2 separate regions of the Mus musculus genome follow, and region 1 is linked to region 2. A link is a loop called in an ENCODE intact Hi-C map of the cell type or tissue named here. Cell type or tissue: left cerebral cortex. All regions are shown on one strand. Each heading gives the region's core, and the rest is flanking DNA. Links, peaks and the distances in the headings are about the cores only.

Region 1 (6,204 bases), core at 661-5,660, 63 kb before region 2:
CCAGCCTAGGAGATGGCACCACCTACAATGGGCCCTCCTCCCTTGATCACTAATTGAGAAACTGCCTTACAGCATGGAGGCATTTCCTCAAGGGAGACTCCTTTCTCTGTGACAACTCCAGCCTGTGTCAAGTTGACACAAAACCAGCCAGTACAGTAGCTGTGACAACACTCAAGAAACCTTTAAGTCAGGTCTGTTGACACTCCTTCATTGGACAGATTGGGGGGGGTGGGCTCAGGAGATCCTCGTCTGGGATTCTGGCCATTCTTCCCAGCTATATATAATTTTCCCCAAATGGTTTATAGCCGTGAGATCTTGGAGGTGCTAGCATAGACCGTGGAAGGTTCATCTATGCCTGGGCGAGACTTCTCAGTGATGCAACTGCTTTGGCGTCGCCCATACTCCTGTATGTAGCCCTTGTTCATGGCCTTAAGTGAGTCTGATGAACTCATTGATTCTCCAAGTTGAACTTTGGAGCAATTGCTACTTTGATCTTTCATTGGTGGTCAGCCTGCGGGGAGCAGAGACTTGTTCAGCATCTCCACAGGAAGGGTTCACAAAACAGATGGTGTGCCAAGGAGGCTGTAGTGACTGTCAGAGATCTGAAGAGTGTGCCTGGGGCCAGATCACAAGGGTCCTAAGGTCAAAGGCAATGTAGCGTGAAGTTGGAGAAGGAGAGTTGCATGAGAAGCGAGCATCTTCCCAGGATACAGGACTCCACATCCTGGCAAGGATGCCAGGAAGGATGCTCACCCGCTGCTAAGATGACACATGGGAACTTGGAAAAAGCCAGGCAGGGCTCACTCAGTGAGCAAGAAATGTCAGAACCTCCAACTGCTAATGGACTCCAGGGAAGGAGGAGAGGATGGTGCATTTCTCGTGTGCTGGTAAGAGGCTCGACAGCGTGGTTCAGAAGTTCCGTGGTGGCTGACCTCTAGAAGTCAAGGCTGGCCATAAGAGATTCTGTGACTGAATTGGTTTCCCCAGTAGCGACAGGGCAGAGGGGAGCCTGAGATAATGCCATCCCTTGGTGGAACTTGAAATCACGAGCATGGTGGGAAAATTTACTGTTCTGAATAAGGTCAAGTGGCAGATGGGGAGTCTGCAGAAGGCTCTGCAAATGGTTACCTGCTGTTCCTAGGGCAAGAGAGGGGAGCAGCCAACAAGGGTACTATGCAATGTACACAACCAGAGGAATTCAAAGGAGAATCAGAGATGGAAGACAGACACTGTCTCAAGAAAAGGCCGTGGTTGTTTCCTGAGCTAGAGTGACACCCCCAGGTATTTATTTCCAAAGAGACCTACCACCACTTACTGGGATCACTGTACCCCATTAAAGAACAGATAACCAGACTTCTCTGAGGCTGTTGGGTGCAGGGTCCAAGTCACGCAAGGATCTGCTGGTCATCATCCAGTTGGAAGAGCGGCAGATGGGAGCCCGAAGAGAGAAACCACACTGCTCAAGCTCTGAGCATGTGTGTCTCCACAGAGTTCATGGACCCTGGGATATGGTGTCAGCCAGGCCCAGCTCAAACCAAACCAAACCAATTGTTTTATGGTTGATTTCTCTGACTTGAAACAGTCTCTTCAGGAGGGAGGAGAGGCTCTTGAGGCTCCAGGGGTAAACAAGAGGATGGAAATTCAGAAACTGGAAAGATTCTCTCTTCCCCATCCCCCTCCTTTCCTCTCCATCCCCTCCTCCACCAGCTTCATAGGCAAAGTAGGCTGGGTGGGGAAGGAGACTTTGGGTAGATCTGAGAGGGTTTCTCAGATTTGGGGCTGCCTTGCAAGTTGTCACCCATGTGGAGTGGGCTTCCAACTCATCCCTGTTCCTGTCAGCCACCTCTGAGCCATTCCCCTGCCAGGAACCCCAGAATACTGTTGGCTCACCAAGTTGACTTGTGGTAGGGTCATTGCTTTGGACTGTTGTGGGTTCCCTTTCTGGAGTACCCTCAGGAAAACGTCTGTCAGGCAACACCAACCTGTGTCACCTCCCTGTGGGGTTGGGGTTGGGGTTGGGGTTGGGGTTGGGGTTGGGGGTGGGGGTGGGGGTGGCAGAAATGAACATCACCATTAAAGCCCAAGATGTATGGGTGGCAGACCTTGAGCTATCAGTTCTCGGGTTCAGTTCCTGCAAAGCTCTCCAGGTGTGTTCTAGAATGTGAATGGATGTCCATGGATGCGGGGCATGGGCAGATATGGAGGCAGCGGCAGTGCACACGGCATCTCAGACACCACCATCCACCCAGGAACACACACATCTGTCTCCTGATCTAGCAAACGCTCCATTATCTCTGTCATGAGTGATCTGGAGCAGTTCACAAGGGGCCAACAAACTAGGGTGGGAAAAGACACCATGTTAGGATGTATCCATGCACAGATCTGTCTTATGTGCATCCTGACTTTGCCATCTTGTGTCACAGAGGAACGTGAGACTGGTTCTCAGCTGCAGCATCTGGCAATGTGTGAAGGGTTAGTTATTCCTTGCTGTGGCAAAATGCCTGACACAAGCAATGAAGAGAGGAAGAGGGGAGGAGGGAGGGAAGGGGGAGGGGGAGAGAGGGGAGAAAGAAAGAGGGAGAGAGGGAGGTTTGTAAGGGAGGAGGAAGGTGGAGAGAGGGGAGGGGAAAGAAGGAGGGGATGGGAGGGGATGGGAGGGGATGGAGGGAAGGAAGGGAGGAAGAGAAGGAGACAGGGAAAGAGGGAGAGAAGGAAGGAGAGAGGGAGGGAGGAAGGAAGACAGGAGGAAGGGAAGGATGGGAGGGAAGGAAGAAAGGAAAGAAGGAAGGAGGGAGGGAAGGAAGGAAGGAGAGGGGAAAAAGGGGAGGGAGGGGGAAGGGAAGGAGGGGAGGAAGGAAGGGAGGAAGAGAAGGAGACAGGGAAAGAGAAAGAGAAGGAAGAAAGGAGGGAGGGAGGGAAGGAAGGAAGGAAGGAAGGAAGGAAGGAAGGAAGAAAGAAAGGAAGGGAGGAAGGGAGGGATGAAAGAAGAAGGGAAAGAAGGAAGGGGCTAGTTAATTTTGGCTCACAGTTCAAGGGGATACAGTACACCAGGGAGGAAGGGTGGCAGCAGGAGCCTGAGGCAGCTGGTCACACTGCGTCTGTAGTTCACTTTTCCCCATCGCTTTTTACTTAGAACCTAAGACCACAGGATGCTGCTGCCGATGTCTATATCTGACATGGGTCTTCCTGCCTCAAAATTCTGGAGGCCCCCCACCCCCTGCCCATACCCAGAGGTGTGTCTCCTGAGTGGCTCCAAATCCACTTCACCTCATACCTCTCACACATCAGAAGGAAACTCCCATCAGACAGGCCTCTGGGGTTCCCATGAGCAAGATACCACACACCTGCCAATGGCTCCTGGATCCACGCCATTTTACCAGATGACACGGAGGACTGGCCTCTTTGAGATGGCCCCAGGCAGAGAGGGTTCTACAGCAGCTCCAGACTGAGGACTAGCAGTCCGGCAGCTCAGATCATGTGACTCAGCAGATCTGGGTGACAGATGGATCTGTGGTGGAAAAAGACGCTCTGAATTTATGGCAAGCACCAAGAGAAGAGTGGCAACACGGATCCCCAGGGTTCTGGAACAAGGCCCTGCCATCTGGAGTAGAAAATTATGCAGTGTTTGAAAAATAGCTTTCACGTGGGGCTTGGGAGCTGTGGAGCCAGGTTCAGCCTGATAGAGAGAGCTTCGGGGTGACGCTTCATGAGCACGGAGGGCTGAGGACACAGCCACACACAGATGAATTATTGTCACCCAGTGCTGAATACTGTTCTTAACATCTTAGACGCACGTTAAGGTCTCCTCTGGCTGCCAGACAGGGGTGCTTTCACCAGGCTACGGAGTGAATCTCTCATTAAACTGTAAACTGTGCCTGCCACCTGGCCATTTATTTGATACCAAAGGCCGGAATGCCAGGAAAGAGTCACCATATTACCAGAGTCATTGACTTAATCAACCAGAGGAGAAAATAGGATGGCTGTCACATACTATGGGGGTATCTCTTGGTGTCTTTAAGCCCTCAACTCCCTGACTTTATATTTTATTTTATTTTATTTTATTTTATTTTATTTTATTTTAGTTTAGTTTAGTTTAGTTTAGTTTGTGTATATGGGTGTTATAACTGCATGTATGTATGTATGTATGTATGTATGTATGTATGTATGTATGCTCTACATGTGCCTGCTGCCTGCGGAATTCAGAGAGGGTGTCACCAGGAACTGGAATTTTGGATGGAATTATGTGGGTGCTAGGCGCCAAACTCAGGTAGCCTCTGCAAGAGCAACACATGTTCCTAACCACTGAACCATCTCTCCAACTGCCAAGATGCTTTCTGAGATAGCATCTTACTATCTAGCCCAGACTTGTGTCAAACTAGAAACCCTCCTGTCTCAGCATCACAAGTGTTGGGGCCACAGGCACGCACAACCTATTCCTGGCTTCTCCTTTGCCCATTTTTCAGTATAAATAACTAATTCTGCAACTACAAACTGAGAAGGGCGTGATGAAGGGATGCTGGTGCACTATACATGAGCATGGCTCAGCTAGAAGCCGGGCTCTAAGGTCGAGGGGCCATTGGAGGGAGTCAATGAAATTAGCCTTGAGACAAGAAGCCATTACACAAAGCTGTAATTCAACCCACTGGGGCTGCAATTCCCTTCTCTTTTCTTCCACTCCTCTTTCTCCTCTTCCTCATTTGCCTCCTCGCCCCTTCTCCTCCCTTCTCTTCTTCCTCCCTCCCTCCCTCCCTCCCTCCTCCTCCTCCTCCTCCTCCTCCTCACTACAGTTTAGAGGTTTCAATCCATCCTGGTGGGAAGGTGACTGGTGGAGCAGAGCTGTGGACATTGTAGCAACCAGAAAGCAGAGAAGGTGAGTGTCTGTGTGGAAGAGGGGGCTCAGTGGGTAAGGGACCTTGCCGCCAAGCCTCACAACATGAGTTCAGTCAAGGTCGCCCATGATGGAAGTCCATGATGGAAGCCTCCCGTAGCTTCTCCCTCTGTGAAGCAGGGTGTTTCCCTCAGGGTTACACCCTGTGTTACTTGATGCTGTGACAAAATAACTGGATGAAAAGAAAAAAAGGGAAACTGAGGCTCAGAACACTGTCAATCAAGTGCTTCCAGTTACAGACAGGAGTAGAATCAGGTGTCAACTCAAGTCTGTTGTGACCAAAAGATGGTGCTGGAGTAACTCAGGAGTCCTGGTGGTCTGAGGCTCCCATGAAGGATGAAACCACTCGGTTCATTTTACTGGTAGGTCACCTTTTAAAAATATTTTATTTTCTATTTTACGTGGATGGGTGTTCATCCTGTGTGTGCCTTGTGTTTAAGGGCGTTAGATCCTCTAGTACTGGAGTTAGAGCCATTGTGTGGTTTCTGGGAATCAAATGTAGGTCCTCTGGAAGAGTGAGCAGGGTTCTGAGCCACTGAGCCATCTCTCCAGCCCTCCACCAGCCAGTCATAGGATGCTGTTCTCAGAGAATGTGCTGTCCCTGCAGAGGGCTCACAGGGCTGATGGGAAATGTCATGGAGACTTCCAGGTGAGGTCTCCATCCCATGCCCCTCTCTGCCTCCTGCTCTGTGCCTGCCTGTGTCCCTCCATCTCACCTGCTCGTTCCCATCTGTTGGGTTCAATAAGTAGCTTCAGGAGTCTCTTTCTCCAGTGTCCCTGTCCCTGCCTTAGTACCAAGAGCTTGAAGGGACCCCACTGTGATGGTATATTCCAGTTGGTACCCACGTCAGCCCAGCTTGGGGGTTCGGAGTTAATAATTTTTGACTGCGTGTGATTTCAGGCAGATGACTCAAGCTCTTTGCTCTGTCTTCTTCCTGTTCTCCTCTTCCCCCTTCTCCCCCTCCTTTCCTCCCTGCCCCCTCCTCCCCTCCTCCCCCTCTCCTCTCTTCTTCCCCCTCTTCTTCCCCTTCTTTCCCCTCTTCTTCCCCCTCTCACCTCTCTGTTTCTTTTCTCCCTGGAATTCTCATTTGTAGATCAGGCTGGCCTCGAACTCACAGAGATCTTTACCTCCGGAGTGCTGGCATTAAGGCCTGCACCACCACTGCCCAGCGAGCTCAGTCCCCTTACCTTCGTGGAACAGAGGATATGCATGAGGTCCCACCCCTTTCTGATTCTCACTTTCTCCTCTGATCTCTCCAGACTAAGGGAGACTTCATTTACATTTCAGAAGAAATGCCAGACTCCAGGCTAGATCA
Region 2 (6,204 bases), core at 789-5,788:
AGGGACCCCTCCGGAGCACACCACCCAAACATAGTCCCCAAGGGCCTCAGCTGCCTTTGCAGGCAGGAGCCTAGCTTGCCAGCCACTCCATTCTGCCTTCATCTCCATTCTGGGTTTTTGGATTCATTGCATGGAAAGCCAGCCCTTAGGCTGATAATCGACATCTCGCTTTCTGCCGGCTCTTCCCCAAAATCCCACTGTCACTCTGCCTAGGATTCTTCCTGCCCAAGCTGCCTATAGGGCATGTCAGTCAATCCATGCACTTACTGAGCACCAACTGTGTGCAAGGGGATGATAGTCTGCCCCGGCAATAACAGCAGTAGGGCAAGTTTGGCTCTCCACATGCACAGCTAAAGCTCTTCCCAGGTTCCCCCCCAAATAGGTTTAATCGCTCTGGCCTTTATCTCTGGAACACAACAAATTTATGATTCTAAGCACTCTGGCTTGGCTCTGGTTGTTCAAATTTTTATGATGATATCATTGTGGACTACAGTCCCCCAGGCATGGCAGACACTACCATCTTACTCTGAGCAGCTGAGACTCCCTGCAGGAGACCCTCATCGAGATGGAGGCGCCCTATCTATGCAGCTATGGAGAGACTGCCATCCATGCTGGGGTGAGACACTTTGGAGATGTGGCTGATCTGGAATCACTAACAATATTATAAGTTCCCGTAAGCAAACCCAATAAACTCACTGGGTCTCCAATCTAGGCTTGGGTGGGATTCTTTCTCTGGTCTGTTGTTGGCACCCTATCTGGAGTGACCTGGGTTTTGTTCACCTCTCCCAGGACACTGGGTTTCAAGTTTATTTAATCAGACCCTGTCAGTTGTAAGTGACAAAGAAAAGCTCAAATGTAGAACCAAGACTCTAGGCGTAGCTTGATCCGGCACCTCAAACTGTGTCTTTCTCAGCCACTCGGTTCCAGGTGCCCGTATTCTTAGAACCAATACTGTGGTTAGGAAAAATCTCATGTCCTCCTGGAAAACTGAGGGCCGAGTAATTGATGACAACATTAGGGTCGATTACTAAAATGGCCACCAGGCCATAACGGCCATGCACCACACACAGTGGTCAGGGGGATAATGGACTACTCTGGTTGGCTTACCCTGACTCCCAAATGCATGTCTCCATCCAAACCAAGTGTGAGGGAAACGGGTGGTAGTCATTTGCTATCAAAATCGGGTGGATGTGGCCCTGGCAGGATGGCTCAGTGGCTAAAATCACTCAGCGCTCTTCCAGAGGACCCTTGGGTTCAGTTCACAGAATCCACATCGGGAAGGTCACAACTGCTTGTAACTCATGTTCCAGAAGTGTGTTAGTTAGGGTTTTACTGCTGTGAATGGAAAACAATGACCAAGCTATAAAGGACATTTACATATATGTTGTCTTATAAAGGACAACATATATTTGGGGCTGACTTACAGGTTCAGAGGGTCAGTCCAGTATCATCAAGGCAGGAGCATAGCAGCATCCAGGCAGGTATGGTGCAGGCAGAGCTGAGAGTTCTACATCTTCGTCTGAAGGCTGCTAGTAGAAGACTGGCTTCCAGGCAGCTAGGGTGAGGATCTTAAGCCCACGCCCACAGTGACACACCTACTCCAACAGGACCACGCCTTCTGACAGCGCCACTTCCTGGGCTGAGCATGTATAAACCTTCACAAGGAGATTCAACTTCTCTGGTTTCCCTGGGCACCTGGACTTGTGTACACAAACCCACACAGAAACATACACAAACACATAATTAAAAGTAAAAATAGATATCTTTTAAACAGAAGGTAAACAGATATAGGAAGGTAAAAATAAAATCCCCACAGTTTCTCAGGCCACACTGAGCAATGGTGCTAGGAGAACGTCAGGTAAAGCTTTTTTAAGCTTACTGCCTCTGTGTGTGTGTGCGTGTGTGCATGTACGTGTGTGTGTGTGTGCGTGTGTGCATGTACGTGTGTGTGTGCGTGTGTGTGTGCATGTACATGTGTGTGTGTGCATGTACATGTGCGTGTGTGCATGTACATGTGTGTGTGTGTGTGTGTGTGTGTACGTGCGTGCATGTCTGTGTGTGTGTACATGTGTGTGAGAATGTATGTGTGTTTATGTGCAAGCTTGGGCATGCACATTGCACACGAGGTCATAGGACAGCTTGTGAAGGTTGGTTCTTTCTTTCGACATTTGGGTCCCAGAAATCGAACTCCAATCATCGAGTTTGGCAGCAAGTGCCTTTATCTGCTGAGTCACTTGTCAGCCCAACTCGAGGCTTTGAAAGGTCCTCAAACCTCCCAGAATTTGGACAGCAGACAGTGCCACAAGGTAGTGTGGTAATGGCCCGTGGTCCCAGCTCTCTGCCTCTTCAGAAGTGAGCAGGCACCCGTGTCCCCACTCAAGGAAGCACTGCTGAGGTTAGGGCGTTCTCTCTTCACTGATCTGCTGATTTCCAGCCAGCCTGGCTCGGCTTCCAATGGGGAGTGTGAGAATGAGCCAAAGACTCTGTAGGTAGTAGTTGAAATGGGAGAAAACTGGGGAACTTGTCTAGTGGCTTTAAAGGAACATCTAGCTATCAGTTTCATCTGTAAGTGGGAATGGAGGCATAGGTGCAGCCTGAAAGATTGCATTTCTGGTCTCTGTTCTTGGGTCTCTTGAAGTGGAACTTTACATTCTCACCCTTGCCAAGGCCACAGCTGGGTGGAGCCTACCTCCCCTCGGGCAGAGCTGTAGTTACAAGTGGCTGAGAGCTGCTAAGTGTGGGCACCAGGAACTCAGCTTTGAATTGTCTTCAGCAACAGTACTGGGTGCTTTTAACCTCGGAGCCATGTCTCCAGCCCTAGGAAAGGTCCTATTTATGGGTCTCCATTGGCCTGCTATGCTCCCCTAACTTAGTGAGAAGAGGGACATAGAATTACCCTTGGACCCTTCAAGGACCCCCATTGCAGAGGTGGCCTGACTCATGGCCCACAAGAGAGCTCCCGACCAGTCTTAGAGCAATGAGGCAAACAGCAACTTCTTGTCCAATGCATTAATGGATTCTTGACGCAGCACTGCTGTGGCGCTAACTGACCAGTGAGAGCTGGAGACTGGTGTGACCCAGCCCAGCACTGCACCACGGTTTTGGAGCCTTGTAGGGATGAGACAGTATGAGCTCAGGTCTGTGGTACTCCACAAAAGGCCTGTAATCATAGGACAGTCTTAACTTCACGGCATGTCCATCAACTCATCTCTGAGGTGAGGAGAGCAGTGGTGGTGGGGTCATCTAACCTGACTGTGGGATCCACAGCTCCAGGATCTGCTGCTGCCCAAGGTCCCCCTAAACCTTCCTGGAACCCTTGCCTGGGAAGTGGCCCCCTGCAGTAATTTAGGAGTCCTCACACTTAGGGAACAGCCTCCATATAGAACGCAAGTCAGGCTGGGATAAGTGCAGAAATAGATGTGTGAATTTGTTCTGGGAGCCAGGAGGGGGTGGGGTGGCACTCTGGAGAGAAAAGGTGCGGGAGGATGGGGGTGGATTCTCCGATGACAGGATGAGCTGGCCCAAGGATGGATGACTCTCCTGGCAGTGAGGAAGGAGAAGGGCATTTCAGGTGGCGGAAGGAACGCAAGCCCAGCAGGAACACCCAGGAGCCTGAGCAGTGTGTATGACAGGGGCCTGGAGAGCGATACAGAGGACAAGCCAGTGGCATATTATAGGATCAGAGGGAGGTCATAGAGGAAGAGAGGGACCTTGAGGGCCAGGCAGTGTGGGGCATGGAGCCTCTGGAACATAGACCCCACCACCACCACCATCAGAGGATGGGGGAAGGGAACTCTCCTGGCTCTCACAACTCCTCATACCAGGTCCAGATGGCAAACAAGGGTTGGGCTCAGGGTTCTGTAGAGCCCGTGGGACCTGAAAGGTAAGCAGGCTCGGCAGGTGGGAGGACCCGAGGGAGCTGCTGCAGTTAAGTAAGGGGGAGTGGAGTTTAAATGAATGATACAGTGGATAAGTGAGCAGCCAGGAAGATAGGGTGACTGGAAGCGAGGGGCTGGCGCAGCCCTAGAGGAGCCACGGACTCTGTCCTGTGCACGCTGCCTGGTGTGTGGCTGCTGTGTGAAAGGCACGGGCCTGGGGACCAGTCAAACCTGGCTTCAAATCCTGCATTCCAACAGTTTTGCTATCTATTAACTGTGTGACCTTGGTCTGGTGACTCAAGTTCATAGTTAACTCTTTTGGTTTGGTGGTGGTAGTGATGATGATAAGTTTATTTTTCGAGACAAGGTCAGATGTAGCCCAAGCTGGCCTGAAACTTGCTACGTAGTCATGGCTGACCTTGAACCTCTAATCTTCCCGCCTCCGTTTCCTAAGTGCTGTAATTACAGGTCCCATGTCTGACTCTGTCACCCTTTCTAGAAAACCTTCCAAGATTGTTAAGGGAGTAAATACAATGTGGGGCAACATTTACTAATCATGCTTCTATCTCCCACACCCTTTGCACAGCCTTCGTCAGAAGGCACCGCTATGAGACCCTTTACAGATGGGGAAATTGATGCACAGAATGGTTTAATAATTTGCCTAAAGTCACACAGCAAGTAACTGGAAGAAGTGAGATTTGAACTCAAGTCTTCCGACTCCAGGGCTTGAGTGCTGACCCTACACCTCCTCTGTGAGACGATGTAATGCACACATCAAGATTTGCTTTCGAGGACTTTTTAAAAACCCTACTAAACAGACAGATGGACACTGAGAACAAACAGCTGACTGTGAAACAGGTCCTGAGGCGATGTCCCTGGGCAGTTGGGGTTTTGTCCTAAGTCCACTGCTGCTGTACCACTGCCCCCTACATCTGTGAGGCAGCAGTGGCGATGCCTAGGGTCTGCCATGCACCCCACATAGCGCGCAGGTAACCTTGCTTGTCTTTACCAACCACTTGTATGTTTGTTGTTCCATTTGTATTTCATTTACTTACTTTTCTTTTTTAGACATAGTTTCTCTGTGTAGCTTTGGCTGCCCTGGAACTCACTCTGTAGACCAGATAGACCAGACTGGTCTCAAACTCTCGGAGATTCACCTGCCTCTTATCCCTCGTGCTGGAATTAAAGACGTGCACCACCACAGCTCAGTATGTTTGTTGTTTTAAAAGACAGCACGTCAATATGTAGCCAAGGCTAGCCTAGGACATAAGGTCCTCCTGCCTCAGCCTCCTGAGTTCTGGCGTCACAGGCATGGCTGCCATGAGCAGCTACAGCTGTTTCATGGGGTAGCTTGAAGGTGAACTCAGAGAGGCAAGGCAATACTGATAACAGCCTCCAGTGAGCAATGCAGCCATCAAGTTCACTGAGTACTAAGTGCTGTGGTCTGAGCCACAGACCACATATCCTGACCACAGTCGCACAGTCTCTAGGGAAGAAAAGTCCTCGGCACCTGGGTCCCCATGGAATAGTATTTGTTTCTGACTCCATTTCTGCGTCTCTGGCTTTGTATCTGATAAATTTCACTGCCCTAGGCTGGCTGGGAGTGGGGGTGGGGAACTGGGGTTCAGAGACTCACAGTCTAGGCTGGGTGATGATATCAGCTCAAAGCATCAAAGGAAACACAGCCTCCCAACAACGAGAGTGTCTCACCAGCTCTGGTCTTCTAGTCCACAGGACTGTGGTGCTACCATCCCCCACCTCTTGGGAGAGCAGAAAGCCCTGGGCTGGGCTTGAACTCACTGGGCCTTGCAAACAGTGACTTCTCCATTACATTTATCTCCCTAAAAGGAAGATAATTATTCCCTTGGGGTCATGGGAAGAAGAAGGAAGATGGTGGTGGATTACTGGAACCAGTATAAAAGGAAGAGGTCAGGGAGTGTGGGAACACAGGAAGAGACAAAAAAGAGGAGAAAGAAGAAGAGAGGGAGGAGAGAGAAAAGAAAATAAGAGGGGAAAATCATCAAACTAATTTTTCAGGTACAGCCAGCAGCAGCTTTGGCTAGGCCGCTCACACACACACTCACACACACTCTCTCACACACACTCACACACTCTCTCACACACACACTCACACACACACACACACACACACACACACACACAGAGGCTACTCACACATTCCTTCTGCATCCTGCAGACACATCTGCCAGATGTGGCTTGGGTTGCCAACAAGAGCAGCTGTCCCCCAACGTGCCCAGATACAAAATGAGGACTCAGAGATGCCAGGAAGGATGCAAAAGAGAGCTGGCCAAAAGGGCAGCAATGC

Evidence for each region. Peaks named below come from ENCODE experiments on the same cell type or tissue, not always from the same donor. Only the 100,000 strongest peaks of a DNase experiment are listed, where the experiment ranks them.
Region 1: a loop joins it to region 2, with 4 times the contacts of the local background. A loop is called at or near these places in 2 of 42 quality-filtered maps.

The regions. Positions count from the first base shown.
Region 1 is chr4:148,358,455-148,364,658 of GRCm38, reverse strand. No RefSeq gene overlaps it. Among named protein-coding and RNA genes, the nearest start is that of Disp3, 74 kb to the right of the region's middle. In left cerebral cortex, for the core only: no CTCF peak of the experiment used is centred there; a DNase peak (open chromatin) is centred at 3,552; H3K27ac peaks cover 669 bases.
Region 2 is chr4:148,295,120-148,301,323 of GRCm38, reverse strand. No RefSeq gene overlaps it. Among named protein-coding and RNA genes, the nearest start is that of Disp3, 10 kb to the right of the region's middle. In left cerebral cortex, for the core only: a CTCF peak has its summit at 3,363; DNase peaks (open chromatin) are centred at 1,601, 2,468, 2,699 and 3,459; H3K27ac peaks cover 616 bases.